2 separate regions of the Homo sapiens genome follow, and region 2 is linked to region 1. A link is an interaction called in ENCODE POLR2A ChIA-PET data of the cell type or tissue named here. Cell type or tissue: K562. All regions are shown on one strand. Each heading gives the region's core, and the rest is flanking DNA. Links, peaks and the distances in the headings are about the cores only. Region 1 has its middle 50 kb from the start of ZNF44. Region 2 overlaps MAN2B1 (mannosidase alpha class 2B member 1).

Region 1 (5,378 bases), core at 314-5,313:
CCGGCTCAAAAAAAAAAAAAAATTAAAAACTGGCCAGGCACATTGGCACACGGCTCACACCTGTAATCCCAGCACTTCGAGAGGCCAAGGCAGGAAGATCCCTTGAGCCCAGGAAACCTGTCTGGGCAATATAGTAAGACCTATATAGTAAGACCTTGTCTCTCCAAAAAAAAAAAAAAAAAAAAATATGATTTAAAAAATTACCTGGGCATGGTAGTGTGCACCTGTAGTCCCAGCTATTCAGGAGGCTGAGGTGGGAGGATCATTTGCTTGGGAGGCAGCAGTTTCAGTGAGCCAAGAGAACACTACTGAACTCCAGCCTGGGTGACAGGGAGACCCTGTCTGAAAGAAAAAAAATTAAAAACTAAAGACACAATTTGAGCTACTAGAAAGGAAAACAACAATGCCTGGTATAAAATATGCACTGGATTGAATAACCAGATCAGATATTTCAGGAAGAAATTAAGACCCAGCAATAGAAATGACATAATTTTAAATACATGCACTTAACAAATTGCCAAAATACGTCATGCAAGAACACACAGAACTGCAAGGTGACACAGAAAAATTCACAGTTAACTGAAGACTTCAACACTTCTCAGTAATACAAAGATCCAACAGGCGTAGATTCAGTAAACATTCCTTTTTTATTTTAAAATACTTCACAAAGATTGTATATGTTCATGATGTACAGTTATGTTTTGATGTATATATATACATTCTGTAATGGTTACCACAGTCAAATTAACACATTGATGACCACCCATGCTGTACATTAAATCTCCAGAACGTGTTCACCTTACAACTTGGTTTTTAACCTTTGACCAACATTTCTCCATTTTCCCTACCTTCTGGACTCTAGTAACCACCGTTCCTCCCTCTGCCTCGGAGTTTAAGTTTTTAATATTCCACAATTAAGTGGGATCATGAAGTATTTGCCTATGTCTGCCTTATTTTATAGTGTCCACCAGGTTTATTCATGTGACAAATGTCAGGATTTCCTTTTTACGGCTGAGTAATATTCTGTTTAAATATACATCACACTTTCTTTATTCATCCATTAATGGATGCTAAGTTTGTTTCCATATGTTGACTATTGTGAATAATGCTGTAATGAACATATGCGAGTGGCAGATATCTCTTTGAAATACTGATCACTGCCTTTGGTCATATATGCATATACCCAGGAGTGAGACTGTTGGATCACATGGTAGTTTTTGTTTTTTTTTGCAGAACCTCCATATTGTTTTTCACAATGGCTGTACCAATGTACATTCCCACCAACAGTATACAAAGCTTCCTTTTTCTCTGTACTCTAACACTAATCTCTCTTGATAGTACCCATCCTTGCATGTATGAGGTAACATGTAATTGTGGTTTTGATTTGAATTTCTCTAATGATTAGTGATATTAAGTCCCTTTTCATTTGCTTTCCGGCCATTTGTATGTCTTCTTTGAAAAAAATGTCCACTCAGGGTTTTTAAATTTATTTTTTCTTATTGTTTTTACCCCTTGCAGAAACCAGTCTATTTTTCTTAATTTGTTAGTTTTTTGAGATGAGAGGGGTCTCATTATGTTACCCAGGTTGGTGTCGAACTCCTGGATTCAAACGATCTTCCTGACTCACACTTCTGAGTACTGGGACTACAATTGGGCACCACTATGCCCAGCTAATAATTTATTTATTTATTTATTTTAGACATGAAGTCTCCCTATGTCGCCCAGGTTGGTCCCAGATTCCTAGCCTCAGGCACTCCTCCCAAGTACGTGGAATTATAGGCATAAGCCACGGCACCTGGCCTCCTAAACTTATGAGTGTTCCAACTTGTAATAGACTTTGAAACATATACAACTTGTTGGTGCGTCCCAGGCCAATCCTCACATTTGGCTTTGATTAGCCTTTATCAAATTATTCTGCCTCAACAGACTTAATTTTGGTCAACAATTTAACTGAGGTACTTTATAGATAACAGTGTCCATTATACCACAGGAAATACTTCAGTGTTTAAATAATGAGAAAAGCAAAAGCTGTTCCCAATGACAGCTGCTCCCCAACTCACCACAAGGCGAAGTCTTACCCTGTTGAAAACTGTAACAAACCTCCATCAGACAAAGCTACCAGGTGACCATAATGGATCAAAATGAAATTCTGTAACCATGTCTCCGATAACCTAAAAGAAAACAGACTCCAAACTTTAAAAATGACCAGAAATCTCCTAATATGACTTGTGCTTCTTATGAATTAGTGTTAGTGCCACTCTATTCTTTCTGCCTCCTAGATAAGAACTATTAGAATTTTCCAAGGATGGAATTGAGTTCACCTAACAGCATCCAATACAAACACCTCACTTTGTTGAATGGCAATGAAATCACCTAAAAGAAACACAAATCCTATAAGAAGTCCTCTTGAGCACCCTCTTATGGATAACCCTCCGTCATTGATGCTTTGTGTTCATCCTTATTACAACTCTTTACATGCCACTCTTTGACTATAGGTGTGATTCTAGTGGTCTCTGGCAAGATGGCACAGACAAAAGCATGCTTTGTTCCTGTGGTATTCTAAATGAGAAATTAGATTCATGAGAAAAATTGTGACCATGTAAGAATTTTAAAAAATTTTTTCCTTTACATTTTCTTTAACATTTTTTAAAGAAAAAAAGTACTTGGACTTATATGCAAATGGTAATACTGACTCATTATTTAGAATGTATAATGAATAACCTGACAAAATTACAAAGTTGACCTGAAAATGCATAATTGCAATGGGATATTTTAATATATATTCTCAGGTAATGGAAAATATTAATACAATAGTTGTTAGTATACAAGTTGTTTTAAAAGAGTTAATAAAATATTTCTAAGAAATACCTGCAGAAGTTGTTTGATAAAAATGCATTGTTTTTATCATGTACAAACATAATTGAGAATGTGCACATGATCACATTTGGCTATAATTGGAAATTCTCACGATCTGCCTGACCTAAGACATTTGTTTTCACATAGACTGTGTCAGAGCAGTTACTGCACAATGCAACAGAGGAACAAGCCCCCATGTTGTTCTATGTGACTGTATCACTGTAGCTGTCACAGGGAAATCAGGAACACAGTTATTACCAGTATTAACAGAATGAAGTGTTTACTATGCAAATTAGATCTTGTTTGAATATAATCTAGAGATGAGGGGAGTCAGAACAACAGAAAATATCCTCAACCATGACAGTTTTAATTAGTTGCCTGGTGGATTATGTTGATGTGGGTAATGTTGTTAACTAAATTTTCTAGAATCTTTTTTTTTTCCATGTTAGAATTCACCAATAGCCTAATGACATGAAAGCTGGGAGGCAGAACTTAAGAAGGCTGCAAGGGGACTGCGTGGACACCGGCCTCCTGCCTGTTTTCCTGATACTTTGTCCTGACAATCAAGAGTTTCTTTAAAACACCACTGTCTACTTCTGTTTTCTCAGACAGGTAGAGTTCCACAGATGTCTCCACCATCTTCACATCAAAGATATAATTTGCAGTTTGGATTTTCCTGCAAGCCCTCATTTGTCCCTATGCATCTGTCTGTCTCCACGCAGATGGGTCCAAAACCTGACTAATGCCTTCTTCAGTTCTGCCTTCCAACTTTCATGTCAGGCTACTGCTGAATTCCAGCATGGAATCCAAAAGGGAATAGATTCTAGAAAATTTAGTTCACGTTACCCATAATCACATAGCACAATCTAAGAGGCACACCTCCAACCTAGATTGTGTTGTCCTATCACAGATCTTACTTCTTAATTCAAAGTCTATCATCCATATCTTGGCCAGAAAGAAAAAGAGCAAAATATGGAAATAATGTATATAAGACTATATTGTATAACCTTGGCCCACTATTCATTAGCAAGGGAAATAAAATAAGGCTCTTCTAACCAAAAAGAAGAAAGGTTTTCTCCTGAGGAAGGTGGAATATATATATAATGGATAAGGGAAAGCCAATACCTGCCACAGGATGCCAGTAGAAAACTCCCAGTACCAAACTGTCATTTTTCAATGGCCCAGAACTATTAAAACATTTTATTAACTGACTTAAGGAATTTTATTTAAAAATTTTATTAACTGACTTAAGGAAAAAACACTACCAATTATACTTCTGCACTATTTCTTAAAGAGTATTTACAGAATAATCTCACCTCAATGTTCATTTATGAAAATAAGTAGGAACCCAGAGTGCAGAGATCCACTTTAAGAATGTGGCACTAAGCCAGGCAACGCAGCACACATCTGTAGTCCCAGCTGCTCAGGAAGCTGAGGTGGGAGGATCTCATGAGCCTAGAAGTCCGCGGCCAGCCTGGGCAACATGGCAAGACCCATCTCAAAAAAAAAAATAAAACAAAAAAACTGGCCCAGTGTGGTGGCTCATACCTATAATCCCAGCACTTTGCTGGGCTGAGGTGGGAGGATTACTTGAGGTCAGGGGAGTTGGCGACCAGCCTGGGCAAGATAATGTTGCCTGTCTCTACAAATATATACGTATATATATACATATATAAAAATATTTTAAAATAAAAATATATTAAAAACTAGGAAGAATCAAAAAGGGATGTGGCACTGATAAATACATTTATAATATTTTTTCATGGCATGAATTTTCTAGAGCATTCTACCTGAATTAAGTTATATCAGGCTTTCCTGTATTACTTACATTCATGCAACTACCCTCCAGTATGAACTTTCATATCAACTTTGAAAATCGTTAAAATTGAAAAACTTTCGATATTTACATTTATAGTTTCTATTCAGCGTGCACTTTCTTCACATGGTATTGTAAGGATGCACGCCAAATGAAGGCGTTGCCACAATCCTTACATTTATAAGGTTTCTCTCCAGTGTGCATTCTCATGTGCACTCGAAAGCCTGTAAGGAAACTGAAGGGTTTTCCACATTCTTTACATTCATAGGGTTTCTCTCCAGTATGAATTCGTTCATGTATATGAATATAACTGGAACTACTGAAGGCTTTACCACACTGTTTACATTCATAAGGTTTCTCTCCAGTGTGGGTTCTTTCATGTATCTGGAAACCTGCAAGAGTAATGTATGTTTTCCCACATTTTTTACATTCATACTGTTTCTTTGCAGTGTGCATCCTTTCATGTCTTCGGGCAGAACTGCAACAATAAAAGGCTTTCCCACATTCCTTACATTTGTAGGGTTTCTCTCCAGTATGAGTCCTTTCATGTCTTTGAGCTGAGTAGTAGTATCTAAATGCTTTTCCACATTTTTTACACTCAAAGGGTTTATCTCCAGTGTGAGTACTTTCATGTGCTTGAAAACCTAAAGGAGACAAGTAAGTTTTCCCACACAGTTTACATTCATAGTGTTTCTGTGCAGTGTGA
Region 2 (5,378 bases), core at 301-5,300, 410 kb after region 1:
CTGTGGGAACGTTTTAACTTCTTTTATTTTATTTTAATAAAAATATGAAAAAGATGTTTTCTTCCTAACATGAACAGTCCTACTGCAGAACTTCTTTTATTTTATTTTATTGAGACAGGGTCTCACTTTGTCACCCAGGCTGGAGTGCAGTGGCATGATCTCGGCTCACTGCAACCTCTGCCACCTGGGCTCAAGCAATCCTCCTTCCTCAGCCCCCAAGTAGCTGGGATTACAGACGTGTACCACCACCCCCAGCTAATTTTTTGTAGAGACTGGGTTTCACCATGTTGCCCAAGCTGGTCTCAAACTCCTGAGCTCAGTAGATCCACCCACCTCAGCCTCCCGTGGTGCTAGAATTACAGGTATAATCCACGATGCCTGGCCTATTTTATTATTATTCTTTTCAGACAGGGTTTCACTCTGTTGCCAGGATGGAGTACAGTGGGACAATCATTACTCACTGCAACCTCGAACTCCCCAGCTCAAACAAACCTCCCATCTGGGCCTCCCAATTAGCTGGGACAACTCCTGGGCTCAAGTGATCCTCCCGCTTCAGCCTCCCAAAGAGCTAGGAGTAGACACATGAGCAACAATGACTGGCAAAAGCCAAAGTCTTCCTGTTGGTCCTCAAGGCCCTCAAGGTCTGACCTGTCACCCGTTCACCCTGCTTCAGCCACACTGAGCTCCTTGTGGCTCCTGGAATTCTGCACACTCTCCTGCTCGAAGGCTTTTATGCCTGTTATTCTCTCCCCACCTGGATCTCTCTTCCTTCAAATAGCCACACGGCTCCCTCCCTCAGGTCATATCTTAAATGTCACCTTTATCGGGAACACCTTCCCTGAAACGTCCCTGCCAAAATTGCGAACCACCACCTGCCACCAACTCTGACATGTCTGTCAAGTGTCACCCATGATCACACTGGGTCCTCATAACAGTCCCAGGAAAGGACACTGAGGCTCAGACAAAGGTCACTTGCTCAAGGACACACAATGAGGGGAGTTGTGACAGGAGGTCATAAGCCTAGGGACCTGCTGACCCAGAGTCCACACAGCTCACCATGACACTTCAAATTTGTCACAGGAGCAGGAAAGGGGATTGAAATGGGGTCTCACCTCATTTTCGATGGTTAAAGCAGGGGACCAGGATCTTCTGGGGATGGGCTGTGGTGCGCGGGCCTGGGGCTTCCAGCGAGGCACCTGGGCTACTGAATAGGTGCTGAAGCCCAGGGCGGGCAGTGAGGCTGAGAACAGCAGCTCCGGAGGGTGCGCCTGGCTGTCTGAGCTGGGAAATATTACCACCTCGGATAAAGGAGGAGGGAAACTGAGTCAAGAGTACCCATGGAAAGCTATACATGCATGGAGACAAAAAACTCAAGGAAGGAAAAGAGTCCTGAGATGGGGAAAGGAAATGGAGGTGTGTGTGGTGGGGGGACAGTCAGATTCCAAGGAAATGATTGCAGAGAAGATTCACCAGGTGGAAAAAAAAACCCACCGGGAGGGTGGAGAGACCATGGAGTCGGGGGAGTGAAGGAGGAAGTAGGGGAAGAAACCCTTGAGGCAGGTTCTCGGGGGAGGAAGAGGTTTGGGGGAGGACGTTTTCTGGAATGAAGGAGATGTCCATAAACAGCAATAAATTTTCCTGGGGAAGCGGGGTATTAAAATGGAGGACCAGCCAGGCACGGTGGCTCATGCCTATAATCCAGCAGGCGGAGTTTGAAGTGAGCCAAGATCGCGCCACTGCACTCCAGCCTGGGTGACAGAGCGAGACTCCGTCTCAAAAAAAAAAAAAAAAGGGAGGACCACTCACAGGAGGCATATGTTCCCAAGGGGAGACTGATATTAAGGGGCAGAGGGAGAAGATACAAGAGGGGGGAAGAGATATGCATGAGTGGGAGGTATTCATGGAAGCAGGCGATATCCATGGGGGCGATGAGGAAATGCCCACTGGGGGAGGAGTCCCAGCGGGGGAATATTCGTTGTTTGGGCTCACATCGCTGGGCACTGTCCTGCCATTGGGGTCCTTCACAACGAAAACGCCTTCGCTGACCGGCAGCCGTACCATCCAATTCACCTTCCGCCCCAGGGGATTATAAACGATGACCTGGAACTGGGGAGGCGGGGGTCAGAGAGGGCATGGGTCACAGCAGGCCTTCTCCAAACCCACCCACTTTGCACAGAAACACCCCTGGCTGGTCCTAGTGTGGTCACGGCACTTAAGGCCAAGCCCCCTCGAGATGCGTTGTTCTCTCTGCTGACCCAGCTTCGCAGCCCACGTAATTTCACTCCTGTATAGTCCTCCAAAAACATTTTCCAACTACCCCCTCTAAAGCCCATCTGCCCTAGATCCACCCCTCCCGTCCCGGCTCACGCGCGCCGCCGTCTGGCTGAGCGGGCAGATGCTGATGTTTAGCTGTTGGCAAAAGGTGAAGTGATCTTTGAAGCCTCTGAGCCGCGCCAGCGCGTTGCTCAGAAGAACCTGCGGAAGAGCGCAAAGGGACCGGTGGGTTCAGGACGCCAGGCCTGACTCCTCCCCTCTCCTCAGGCCCCGCCCCGTTCCGGTCTCTGTCCCGCCTCCCTCAAGAGTCGCCCCAAAACCCCTTCTAGCCCCACCCTGCTGCCCTTGACTATACCCCATAGCTGTCTCCGCCTCCTCTTGCCCACGCCCCGCCTCCTTCCCCCCTCCAAAGCCCCGCCCCGTTCCTGTATCTTTCCCCGCCTCCTACAAGCCCCGCCCCCACGAGCCCTTGTAGCCCCGCCACAGGGCTCTCGGCTACGCCTCACACCTGTCTCTGTCCCCTTTCCCAGGCCCTGGCCCCGCCCCTTCCTGTCTCCACCCCCGTGTCTCCCAAGTCTCGCCCCGCGCACCTCGCAAGGCCCCCAGCCTGCCGCAAGCTGGCGCGCGTAGTCGTTGGCCACGTGCTGGCGGGAGGTGCCGCTGACGGCGTCGTGATGCTGGAGCACAGCCATCGCCTCATCTGCTCATAGACAATGAGTCCGGTGAGGTTCTGTGGGACTCAGCTGAGACCCCAAGGGGAAGCGAAAGGTCCGGTGCTGGCGGGCAGGATTCTTAGAGGCTTTAAGAAGGAACTCGAGGACGGCTGGGGGCGGTGGCTCACGCCTGTAATCCCAGCACTTTGAGAGACCGAGGCGGGCGGATCACGAGGTCAGATCGAGACCATCCTGGCTAACATGGTGAAACCCCGTCTCTACTAAAAATACAAAAAATTAGCCGGGCGTGGTGGTGGGCGCCTGTAGTCCCAGCTACTCGGGAGGCTGAGTCAGGAGAATGGCGTGAACACGGGAGGTGGAGCTTGCAGTGAGCCGAGATCGCACCACTGCACTCCAGCCTGGGAGACAAATCGAGACTCCGTCTCAAAAAAAAAAAAAAAAAAAAAAAAAAAGAAGAAACTCGAGGGGGGCGGCCTAGGGGTGGTTTCCAACTTCAGCCGCAAACCTCTTCCCCTCTTGGGCCCGACACTTACTGAGGGGTGCACTGTCTCCGGAGCCATAGGGTCCCACGTTGGCCGCCAGGCCCACCAGCGCCTCCAGCTGGTTGCACACCTGGAGGCAGAGGGGTATGTTGGGGCGCCCAGCCTGTCGGGCCTCGGGGCTGCATGCCCCCTCTAGCCCGGCTCCTACCCACCTGCAGGAAGTTGTAGCTGAGGCGCTCGTAGCGTTTGAGGGCCGGCCGACTGGAAAAGTAACCGGTCCAGAACTGGTGGGGGCCATCCGCGTAAGGGAAGAAGTCGTCATGTTTCACTGACCTACAGCGGCAGGGGCATTGAGGGCAGGGTCATGACCCACGGGGCATGCCAACCCCCCCAAGCTCCCCAGTTTCCCCAAATACCAGGTGAGGTTGGCCTTGTTCAGCTCCCAGAGGTAACAAGCGGGGGTGGAGTAGAGAACATGGACACTGCTTCCTTTTGCCTGCTGCTGGGGGAGGCGACGGAGTGAGCCCTCGGGAGTCCGCACCTTCCTGGGGGCCCACACTTCCACACATGTGTGCACATTCATGCATCCCATAGGTTCAGTTTCTCTAAATACATATTTGGCGTGCAAGCCAATGGTTGGGTGTGAAAATGAATTTTGGCTGAAGTCAAACATGACCACTAGCCTTTTTTAAAAGGATTTCAGAGATGCAAGAATAAACCTGAAATTTTACTAAACTTTTACAATAATTCCAACTTTATTATTAAAAACTTTTGTGGAAAAACTAAGTGTGACATTATAGGGCAGGAATAATCGTTTTGCAGGACTGTCAGATTGTTACCAAAAAACACAACTTTTTTTTTTTGGGACGGAGTCTTACTTTGTTGCCCAGGCTGTAGTGCAGTGGCTCAATCTCAGCTCACTGCAAGCTCCACCTCTTGGGTTCACGCCATTCTCCAGCCTCAGCCTCATGAGTACCTGGGACTACAGGTGCCCGCCACCACACCCGGCTAATTTTTTGCATTTTTTAGTAGAGACGGAGTTTCACCGTGTTAGCCAGGATGGTCTCGATCTCCTGACCTCATGATCCGCCCGCCTCAGCCTCCCAAAGTGCTGGGATTACAGGCATGAGCCACCGTGCCCGGCCTAGACACAATTTTTATAATGAATGGAGGTGCACTTTCACCTGAGCAAGGTGGAGGAACAAGAAAGTGACCTATGTGAGGAAAAGGATGTTTGTTTTGCACGAGCTGTGTCCCCCAATGTACACAGTAGGTGCTCAATAAACTTTTTTTTTTTTTTTTTTTTTTGAGACTGAGTCTGACTCTGTCGCCCAAGCTGGAGTGCAGTGGCACGATCTCAGCTGGCTGCAAACTCCGCCTCCCAGGTTCCAGCGATTCTCCTGCCTCAGCCTGCCGAGTAGCTGGTCTTACAGATGAGTGCCATCACGCCCACCTAATTTGTAGTATTTTTAGTAGAGACAAGGTTTCACCATGTTGGCCAGGCTGGTCTCCAACTCCTGTCTTCAAGTGATCCGCCCACCTCAGATTACAATCCCAACACTTTGGGAGGCCAAGGCGGACGGATCACCTGAGGTCAGGAGTTTTGAGACCAGCCTGGCCAACATAGTGAAACCCTGCCTCTACTAAAAATACAAAAATTAGCCAGGGTTGGTGGCACATGCCTGTAGTCCCAGCTACTTGGGAGGCTGAGGCAGGAGAATCACTAGAACCCAGGAGGCAGAGGTTGCCATGAGGCAAGATCATGCCACTGCACTCCAGCCTGGGTGACAAAGCAAGACTCTTGTCTCAATAAATAAATAAATAAATAAAATTTTAAAAAGAAAAAATAAATAAAAATAAATGACATAAAAGAGCTGTTTTGGTGAAATAGCAGTGCTGGGAGCGAGTGGAAGGTGGGAATGGAGATTGCACCGTAGTGAGGACAAGA

What was found. ChIA-PET counts read pairs that join two places held together with the same protein. Peaks named below come from ENCODE experiments on the same cell type or tissue, not always from the same donor. Only the 100,000 strongest peaks of a DNase experiment are listed, where the experiment ranks them.
Region 2: POLR2A ChIA-PET joins it to region 1 with 7 read pairs; 2 of 35 experiments call an interaction of 5 or more read pairs at or near these places.

Annotation. Positions count from the first base shown.
Region 1 is chr19:12,242,503-12,247,880 of GRCh38, forward strand. It overlaps a transcript of ZNF44 not described here. Among named protein-coding and RNA genes, the nearest start is that of ZNF44, 50 kb to the right of the region's middle. In K562, for the core only: a CTCF peak has its summit at 2,072; no DNase peak of the experiment used is centred there.
Region 2 is chr19:12,654,582-12,659,959 of GRCh38, forward strand. It overlaps MAN2B1 (mannosidase alpha class 2B member 1), which reads right to left. Exons shown (of 24, transcript NM_000528.4): 8 at 3,847-3,929; 9 at 3,643-3,763; 10 at 3,482-3,560; 11 at 2,865-2,974; 12 at 2,368-2,475; 13 at 1,990-2,106; 14 at 1,113-1,298. Among named protein-coding and RNA genes, the nearest start is that of MAN2B1, 9.5 kb to the right of the region's middle. RefSeq lists a silencer at 2,740-2,940. In K562, for the core only: no CTCF peak of the experiment used is centred there; a DNase peak (open chromatin) is centred at 2,690.